Linked DNA regions of Homo sapiens: region 1 is linked to region 2. A link is a contact called in ENCODE Hi-C or POLR2A ChIA-PET data. All regions are on one chromosome and are shown on one strand. Each heading gives the region's core, a stretch centred on a gene start or an enhancer-like site at or near the end of the contact. The rest is flanking DNA. Distances are from core to core; before and after follow the strand shown.

The links. Hi-C counts contacts between places; a loop is a spot of excess contacts on that map. ChIA-PET counts read pairs that join two places held with the same protein, here RNA polymerase II (POLR2A). Pooled maps may share reads with other maps.
Region 1: a pooled map shows a loop between it and region 2 (2.6-fold over the local background). The contact joins the promoter of WNT11 here to the enhancer-like site in region 2. A Hi-C loop is called at or near these places in 1 of 168 maps with a recorded cell type or tissue (PC-9) and 4 of 50 pooled maps. POLR2A ChIA-PET finds 5 or more read pairs at or near these places in 1 of 52 experiments (WTC11).

Annotation. Positions count from the first base shown.
Region 1 is chr11:76,203,196-76,208,371 of GRCh38, forward strand. WNT11 (Wnt family member 11) reads right to left here and starts at 3,307. Exons shown (of 5, transcript NM_004626.3): 1 at 3,130-3,307. The coding sequence starts at 3,212. RefSeq lists silencers at 3,220-3,459, 4,440-4,659 and an enhancer at 3,764-4,431.
Region 2 is chr11:75,534,465-75,539,226 of GRCh38, forward strand. No RefSeq gene overlaps it. Among named protein-coding and RNA genes, the nearest start is that of GDPD5, 11 kb to the left of the region's middle. RefSeq lists a cis regulatory region at 1-946, a silencer at 2,518-3,018 and enhancers at 3,008-3,057, 3,218-3,287. Within about 2 kb of position 2,792, at least 5 of the 41 ENCODE cell types and tissues checked have a DNase peak (open chromatin) inside an H3K27ac peak, as active enhancers do; they include PC-9, where a contact is called at or near this core.

The sequences.
Region 1 (5,176 bases), core at 2,057-4,556, 670 kb after region 2:
GTAGGGCTCCTTCTACCTCTATCTTAGAGCTGAGGAAACTGAGGCTCAGAGAAGCTAAAGCGATTGACCTGCAGAACTCAGGCTGGGCCTTGCAGTCCCAGTCTGGCGCTCCTTCCACCCTACTCTGCAGCGCCATGGCCCTCTAGAGCCTCCTGGCCCCACCTCCGTGGGAGTGGCAGGTGTGGGACTGCCCAGGGAAGGGGGCGGCCTTTATGGATGTTCCCAACCGGCCTGGGCCTTTCCTCTCACCCCACCGCTTCCGTGGTTCACAGGAGAGTGGGACTCCCCTCAAACCCTCCCCCTACCCAGGAAAGCCAAGAAGGGGGTGGACAGCCCAGACCTGGGACCCCGAATACTTGAGGGGCTGGGAGTCTTCTGGTGCCTGGCCTGGGTGGAGGTAAGGTAGGGAAGGATCCCCAGGTTATTTCTGGGCAGGTGCCTCTATGGGCAGCCAGGTTCTGATCCCCTCTCCCCAGCCCCCATCCCACCAGCTCAGCCTGCGTCCCAGGCACCCACCAGGTGAGCATTCCAGGCCACTGGGCCATGTTGGCTTTCAGTTCCTGTGCCAAGTGCCCCTTTCATCTCCAGCTCACTCTCCAAAGCCCAGGCCAGCGGAGGCTCCTGGGTGAGTCCCCGGCTTTCCAGCCTCACTGAACACTTCCCTGCTCCCAGCTGTGCTGGGGCTCCCTGTGCCCAACAGTCCACAGAGCTAGGCAGCTTAACTCAAATCCTGCCTCTACTACCTCTGAGCTGTGACACCCTGCTAGGTAGAGTCCCCCATCTCTGTGTGCCCCAGTCTCTGTTTCCTCTTCTGTGCAACGGGGGTAATAGCAGCACCCACCTCACAGGGTGGTTGGGATATTTAAATGGAACAATATACATAAGGCACTTAGAACGGCACCTAGCACAAAGTGAGGCCATGTGTGTGTAGACATATATGTACATATACATAGATATATGCACGTGGCCTACACACGTGTATCTATATATACACATGCATACACAGATCGTTGTTATTCTTAAACTCCACCCCTTTTCCCACCTCCCCCTCTATCTTAAACTCTAGCAAGACTTTAATCCCCTATTGCTAGACTATCAGTTTCTCATAGGAGTGCAGTATGATCTAACTTACATGACCCAAGCTCTCGGAGCAGCGTCTGGGGCACTTAGGAGTAGGCTCTTGTGGTGCCTGGTTTCTCCAGGTCTCCCCGCATGCGCTGTTCGGCCTCCAGGCTTCTGCTCGTGCTGTGCCTCCCGCCTAGGACGCCTGCTTTGCACTCCGTCTCTGACCATCCAAATCCTCCCTGTCCTTCCAATCCTGGCCTATGCATCTCCCTTAGATAGAACTGATCACTCCTCCTCTGGGCTGCCATGCTCCCTCTGCTAGGACACAGACCATAGTCCACTTTGTATTTCTATATGTCCATCTCCCCCAAGAGCCTGGGGGCTTATTTAAGGCACACAATGAGTTGTACCCATTTCTGTGGCAGCCTGACTTTGCAGTGGGGACAGAGGACATGGACGTCAGGTTTAGCCAGCCGTCCATCCCACCACAGGCCAGCGTGGGGGCTTGCGTGCATCATGCCCTTTGCAGGGTCTCGGTGTTCCCACTGTGGAGCAGGGATGATGGCAGTGACCCCACAGGACTCTTATGGGCGGCAAATGACACCCAAGCCCACTGCAAGGCCTCTGACGCTCCTTCAGCCAATCCTCTCCTTCCCTGGACCTTAGTATCCTTATCTGTAAAATGGTGGCGGTGGATGAGAGAGCTTGGACTCGCTGATCGGAGGTCCCTGCCAGCTGGAACAGTGCTGGGTACCCCATTGCAAAAGGAAGGTGGCTGGTTTCTCACAGAACTCCTCAGGGACAGCTGGGAAAAGCTAGTGCCCAGGGCTGGGAGATTGCTGAGACCAGGCTTCTTGTAAACAAGAAAGGCAGGAAGACGGGGTTCCCTCCTCGAATCGTCAATTAATCAATAACTTGGCCTGAGAAGGGGCAGGGCCAGTGACCTCCAGACTGTTTGCTGGCGGCGCAGCCACTATCACCCTGTCTTCCAACTAATTCACAAACCCTTTGCAGCGCCCTCCCCAGCCCCCACAACCTGCCCCCTGCTGTCTTATCTGCAGGCTCCCTGCCCTGGCCCCAGATTCCAGACCCTTGTCCTGTCCTGGACTTTCCCTCTCAGGGAGCCCCTCTGCCCACAGCGTCCTCTCCATTGCCCGAACCAGCCAACTCCCAGCAGCGCTTCAGTCACCAGAGGCACAGCCTCGGAAAAGCTTCCCGGTGTCTCACATCTGTGTCCCCACCAGGTGGGCTTCCTTCCTCTAGGCCTCCAGATTCCCGCTCTGGTTTCTCCTCGGGCACTTGGACACTTGTGGAGTTATTTACAGCCTGGGCTTATCTCTCTCAACTTAGAGCGCAGCTCCTCCGGGAAGGGGCTGGTGTTTACTCCTCTCTTCACCACCCCCAGCCCCCTGAGCAGGCACTCCCTTCAGCTCGGCACCAAGCCTCTCTCTCCCTCCTACCCCTGCGTGAATAATTTCTATCTAAAGGAATGCCCTGCACATGTGCACAGTGGCATCTGACAGCTTCTGAGGTCCTTTCAGGAGCCTCTTCTCATCTGATTTGAGGGAGGTGGGGAGTCTCACCCTCCCGTGACAGAGGAGGACAAGGAGGCCCCAAGAAGTAGAGTGACACTTTCCCAAGGTCGCCCAGGTGGAGGGGTCAGGAGTGTCTCAGCGGAACTCCCGCTAGGGTCAAGGAGACTGACGGACAAGGACCGCTCCTGGGCTGGCCGCTCTGGATTGCGCCCCCTGAACAGAATGTCTTTTTCCATCTGCCCCTGCGGAGGTGGCCAGAAACTCCGTGGCCCTTGCGCCACCGTCAGCTGCACAGGACCAGGCGCTTCCATTGTGGTCCACGCCCGTCTCACTCCCTTTTCGCAAGCCTGCGGGAGGCAGGGACATTTTACAGAGGAGGAAACAGAGGCTGAGGGATGACTTGCCCACGACCGCCAAGCCAGCTTAGGCTCCCGGGTCTTGGTGCGCTCGCCCCATCCAGGGGACCCCAAAACGCCCTCCGCCGCCCCAGTCCCTGGCCTGTGCGCGTGGACGCGGGGTCCCTACTCACAGCCACTTGATGCCATAGCACACGCCGGTCTGGAGCGCCAGGGCGAAGAGCAGCGCCTCGCAGACCTGCGGCCGCGCCCTCATCGTCGCGCGGCGGGCGCGCCCGGGGTCACACCCAGGAGGAGCCGCGCCGAAGTCCTCCGCCTGCACGGCCGCCGCTGGTCCTGCACGCCGCCTGCAGCCGGGGAGAGCGGAGGCGGCGGGTTAAGGCGGCGCGCGGGCGGGGGAGGCGTTTTATTCAAATTACAAAGGAGGGGTCGGGGCCCGGGGAGGCCGAGCGCGGCGGGCGTCCCCTCCCGCTCCGCCCGGCCGGGGGACGCGTCCCGCGCCTGGCTCGAATTAGGCGCGGCCGAAGGCGTGTCTCCCAGCGTGGCCCCGGGCCCCAACGCGCCTTCGAGCCCCTCTGGCCGGGGCAGCCGGAAGGAGGGACAGGAGGCGGCAGAACCGGAGACCCAGGAGAGACCGGGCAGACACAGCGAGAGGGAGAAGGACGCTCAGAGGACAAGGCTGAGAGCCACGGAGACAGAGGGGGAAACCCGGACAGACGCAACCTGGGACGGAAAGGAGAGGAATGAGGAATCAGGAGTCCAGGCGAGGCAGCAGAGTCGAGGACCCGGAGCTGGGGCTTATCCCTGCAATATTGAGCATTAGTTAATAGGGCCTCGGCAATTCTCCTTCCCAAACGTGTTTCAGTTTACCTCCTCAGTAAGCTGGGGCAATTCGGGCACAATTCCGCTTTTATAAAGAACGTTCCCTGGCCGGGCAGGGTGGCTCACGCCTGTAATCCCAGCACTTTGGGAGGTCGAGGCGGGCGGGTCACCTGAGGTCAGGAGCTCGAGACCAGCCTGCCCAACATGGCAAAACCCCGTCTCTACTACGAATACAAAAAATTAGCCGGGCGTGGTGGCGGGCGCCTGTAATCCCAGCTACTCGGGAGGCTGAGGCAGGAGAACCGCTTGAACCCGGGAGGCGGAGGTTGCAGCGAGCGGAGATTGCGCCACTGCACTCTAGCCTGGGCGACAAGAGCGAAACTCCGTCTCAAACAAACAGACAAACAAAAAAAGTTCCCTAACACGATCGCATCTGCTCCTCCCAGCACCCCGTGAGATAGGCACTATCGCTGCCTCATCTCACAGATGAGGAAACTGAGGCACAGAGGTGGGGTTCAGCTAGGGAGCGGCAAGCCGGGTGTCCGGCGAAATCAGGAAATGGGGCTTGCTCGGGGCCCTGCTTTCTCGGTGTGGGAAGGGGAGGATGGGAAACGGGATGGTAGGGCTCTTTGTACAGTGAGGATTCCGAGTCTCCAAGTCCGTCTTTAGCCGCTCCACTTTGGAGGGTGGGAGTGGAAGCATGCGGGCTGGGACTGGGCAGCCCCGCCTTAGCGAAGCGGGGAAGCTCGCGGGGCTGGCGCGGTGTTGCCTCTGGCCTCCAGGCGGCGCCCTCGGGCCGCGGAGGAGAGGCTGCCCCGCCCGCCCGCAGCCCGCGGAGCAGCTATCTCCGCTTTTTTTCTCCTTCACTTCATTCTCACCTCATTAACTCCCTTCCCAGCTTCTCCCAAATTTACCAACACCTGGCGTTCGCCCGGAGTCAGACACAGCCCCAGCCCCTCTCCCCTCGGGAGGAGCAGAGACAAAGGGATTCCTTTCTAAGGGTTTGGGGAGTTGGAAAAGGAGGCGCCCACGGTAGTGGGGGCGCTGGAGCAGAAAAGGGACGTTCTTATCTGGCTCTGTGAGCTTGGGCAAGCCCTCAGCCACCCCAGCCTCGGTGTCCCCTTCCATAAGAACGAGGAATGGGGCTTCGCCGTGCGTCCCCCGAGGACCCCGTCTCCCTGCAGCCTGCGGGGCTCAGCGCCCCTCTGCTATTTGCACCGCGACGCCACCTGCGTGGCGCGTTCCTGCGCGTGGGTAGTCAGCACGCAGAGATGGGAAGCCCCACTGTTTTCTGGAGCCTGTCGGCAAAACCCACAGGAAGGCGAGGAGAAGCCTGGATCGTACAGTTTTTTTCCTCCGCAGAGCCCCGCAGCTAGCGCCCAGCACAGGGGCGCCTGC
Region 2 (4,762 bases), core at 1,542-4,041:
CTCATTATGAAAAGAGTTTTGACCTTGCAGACTTCCCCAGCAGGGTCTGTACTTGGCATTCATGTTTTAATTTAACGTTCTCATACCAGAAGCAGGGCTCAGTCACCCTTGACACAGTTTCCAATACTATGCCCCACCCGAATGGCTCCAGCTGGTGGCTGGAGATAAAACTTAGAGGCTTCTCTCCCACCTAGCAGGCTGGCTCCTGGCCTTCCCGCTCTCTCCTTTAAACGGACCATTCAGACATGAGCTTGTCAACTGGAAGTGACCACCTCTCAGTCACAGTGTGACCAACTGGAACTAGTGCCTGCTTGCTTTAAACCTACCAATTAAAGCTCCCTGAGGGAAAGCTGGACACCCTCGACCCAATATAGGCAGTGGCCCATGGGTCTTGTCTCTTCCTGCCTGCACTCCCTGACGTGTGTGTGTGTGTGTGTGTGTGTGTGTGTCCGTGTGTGAGAGAGAGACAGAGACACCTCTGTTGTGCCCTCCAGGGTGTGTAAGTACTAAACATTTTTACACTTTCACACTGTGGTTTTATCCCCTGAAGGTGAGGCCACTGAAGGACCCATGCAGGTGGGTCCCCTCCCTACTGGCGCTCTTTTTTTTTGAGCCCCTCCACTGTTGGGAACAGCTACCAGTTAAGTTGATAGAGTTTCCTTCAAAACATAGCCCTGACACCCTCTCAGAACAGAGGGGCCTCCTTATCTCCAGGAGCAGCAGGGGAGGGGGAAGGAAGAGGAGAGTTGAGAGAAGACACCTGCCCCTCTCATCATGTGCTTAAGAGGCACCCATGGGCACTGTTCAGGGCCGAAAATTAGAAATACCCCAACCAGCCAGTACCATGGGGGTGGTGATAGGAACCCTGGCTTCCTAGAATAACTCAGTTCCAGGAACCTGTGCTGAGGGCCCAGTCCATGCCAGACCTGAGGCTGGCACTAGAGATGCAAAATGCAATCAGACCCTGCCCCCTCCCCTTGAGGAGTGTTCAGTTTAGTGGGGGAGAGAAGGGTGCCACATCAGTAATAAAAACAGACCCCTTTATTTTTGTTAACTTTACCAAATGAAATTTTATAAATTCAAAGTGCCATCTACTGCTTCCTCCCGGGTTCTCTTCTTTCCCCCAGCACCCCTGCCCCCCAACACCAGGTTCTCTTCTGTAACACTCAACGCGAGGGTCCGAGGCTTCATTCTTGAAGTCAGTGAGACCAAGAACCCTCCAATTCCGGACACAGCGTCACCCTTATTATACAACAGGCTGTTTTCCTATGCTGTCCAAAACTGCATCGATTCCCCCTAAAGCCGCTCCTTCAGTATTCTCCATCTCTGTGACAGATCCCAACATCCTAGACATCACCCCCTATAGCCCGTCAGTCACAGAGATGCAGGGAAGGGAATTCTAAAGCTACTGGAGGCCAGGCATGGTGGCTCACGCCTATAAGCCCAGCACTTTGGGAGGCCGAGGCGGGCGGATCACTTGAGGTCAAGAGTTCAAGACCAGTCTGACCAACATGGTGAAACCCCGTCTCTACTAAAAATACAAAAATTAGCTGGGCCTGGTGGCGCGCGCCTGTAATTCCAGCCACTCGGGAGGCTGAGGGATGAGAATCACTTGAACCCAGGAGGTGGAAGTTGAGGTGAGCTGAGATTGCACCACTGCACTCCAGCCTGTGTGATGGAGTGACAGAAAGGGAGGGAGGGAGGGAGGGAGGAAGGAAGGAAGGAGGGGAGGAAGAGAACAAAAGAAAAAAAGAGAAAGCAAGCTAGCTACTGGAGTGTCCAGGCTCCCAACTCTGGAGTTTCTATCTCCTGAACATCTAAACATTTTTCCATCCACTCCTTGACCCTGTGGCTCCCATAATCACCTCCAAGGCCAGTGCCCATCATGTCAGCCTCTTCGGTGCTCTCCCTGCCTCCTCTCTTGCCCTCTCCTATCCACTTCCCACTATTTCAGATCTGAGCACAGCATTCTCTTGATTAAAACTCCTCAGTGGCTCCCCTCTCTTGGCTCTCAGCAGCACATGCTGGGCCCTCTACACCCAAGTCAACCTGGAAGGCACAGCTCCCGTGTCTCCTCCTCCAGGAAGCCTCCCTCTGACCATGAGGTGGGCCTACCATCTGGGAAAGGTGGAAGGGAAGGAGGGATTAAGTAGAAAGAGCCTCAGACTGCACTGCAGCTCCGAGAAAGCCTCAGCCAGCCCAGTGGGGAGGCCAGAGCACAAATTAGCTGTTAGAGGCTGGGCGTGGTGGCTCACACCTGTAGTCCCAGCTACTTGGGAGGCTGAGGCAGAAGGATCGCTTGAGCCTGGGAGGCGGAGGTTGCAGTGAGCTGAAATTGTGCCATTGTGCTCCAGCCTGGGCCACAGAGTGATACTCTGGCTCAAAAACAAACAAACAAAACAAAAACAAACAAACAAACAAAAAACAGAGGAGACATCTGCTGGGCAGAAACGGCCAGACCTCCTTCTCCCACTGAGCTGAGTCATTGGCTAGGGCTGCCCAAGGAGAAAGTGGCCTTGTCAGGAACACAGCAGTAGATCCCAGGGTGTTGCTGCTGGGATCTGTTGCTAACGACACTCCTGCTCTACACTCTCTTAAAGGAAGATCTGAGTGGCAAACCTCCATGGCTTGATGGATGTTAAAGTTGGAAGGAATTTAAGAGATGCTCTAGGCCAGCCGCTGTCACATTTTACAGATGAGAAAACTGAGGTTGGCCAGAGGAAGTGACTTGCCCAAAGCCACCCAGCATGTAAACCAATATGCAAACCCAGGTTCTGACACCCAAGTCTGCGCTCTTCTGAATCATTGCTGACTCAGAGTCACAGTGGGGCTAGAGGGCAGTGGGAGGAGAGTGGCAAGGTATGACTTCAGGACGCGGCTCAGGTGTCACTTCCTCACAGAAGCCCTGCCTGGACCCAAGCTCTTCTCTGGGCTCCCCGAGGCCTCTATCCACTCATTTACCAGTCAGTTCTGTGAATGTCAGCTTGTGTGTCTGCTTCCATGAGGCCATGTCCCCAGCACCCAGCATGGGACCCGGAACATCGTGCTACATGTGAAGGTACACGCCTCTGGTTTCTACTGCCCTCTCTGGCAGCTCAACCCTCCAGGACAGAAGAGCAATCGGTTCCGCTATTCGTTGCTTCCTTCCTTTCTTCCTGCTTTAAATAAATGTATACTGAGTGATTACTTCATACAGTCCTGGGGACACAGCGGTGAAAAATTTTGCCTTCATGAAATTTACTTTCTAGTAGAGGGAGGTAGACAATAAGCAAAACAAATACAAGGAGTGGTGTATTAGATGGGATACATGCTATGGGCAAAAGAAAGAGCCTCAGAGACAGAGGAGACCAGGAGGTGTCAGCGAGGACACTTGCCACTTAGAGGAGTCAAGGAAGCTGACGTTTGAGTAAAAGCCTGAAGCAGATGACAGGTGTGAAGGCCCCTGGTGTGTTCACACTAGGAGGCCAATGTGGCTGGAATGGAGGCAGTGATTGATGGGGTTGGGAGAGGTAAAAGACGAGCCTACGAGGTCACAGAGATTAAATCACAGAGGGCCTAGAGCCTGCAGTAGGAATTTGACTTTTACTCCAGTTGAAATGGGAAGGCATTGTAGAGTTCTAAGTAAAGAGGTGTCATTGTTTGACTTCTAAGTTAGACCTGGGGGATACGGTAAAGACAGGGGGGGAATGCCGCAGTCTGAGGAGAGGTGATGGCGGCTCAGATACAGTGACCGCAGGAGCCGTGTAACAGGTAGTCAGATTCTGTGGTGTCTTTTGGAGGTAGAGCCACAGGATTTTCTGATGAATTAAATGTAGGTTGTGAGACAAAGAGATGAGTCAAGGATGACCCCCATGTTTTGGCTTGATCACCTAGAAGGATGACATCACCCTTGTCTGACATGAGGAAGACGAGAGGGGTAGGTTTTGGGGAGCAGATCAGAATTCAGGATTGGACACGTTCATTTTCAGATGTCTTAGGCATCCAAGTAAAGATGTCAGGCACACAGTTGGATACACAAGTCTGGGGTCTGGGAGAGGTCCGGAAATGTGGGAGTTACAGGCATAGAGAAGGGATCTGAAGCCTTGAACTTGGATGACACTGTCAAGGAAACGGTGCTTGAGGGAGAAGAAAGAGGACCAAGGACTGAGCTCTGGAGCTCCCATATCAGGGCAGGAGGATCCTCTAGGGAGGTGGGAGGAAGAGCACAGTTGTGTGGTATTCTGGAAGGCAGGTGACGAAAGTGAAACCAAGGAGGGGCCGTTGGCAGGTTCCCTGCTGCTGCTACTGGTAAGGGAGAGCAGGATTGAGGACTGGCTACTGGATTTAGCAATGTGGAGGTCTTGGTGACCTTGAAGAGTTTCAGTGGAGTGATAAACGTGGGATGCTGGTTCAAGTGAGCTTGAGAGAGAACAGGAGGAAGGAACTGGAGACAAAGATAAGGACCACTCTTTTTTTTTTTTGAGACAGGGTCTTGCTGTCCCCCAGATTGGAGTGCAGCAGCGCAATCGCAATCATGGCTCACTGCAGCCTCAATCTCCTAGGCTCAGGTGATTTTCCCACCTCAGGCCCCCAGGTAGTTGGGATCACAGGCACATGCCACCACGCCCAGCTAATTTTTTAAAAATTATTTTTAGAGATGGGGGTCTCACCATGTTGCCCAGGCTGGTCTCGAACTCCTGGGCTCAAGTGATCCTCCCACCTCACCCTCCCAAAGTGCTGGGATTACAAGCATGAGCTACCATGCCTGGCCTAGACCACCTTT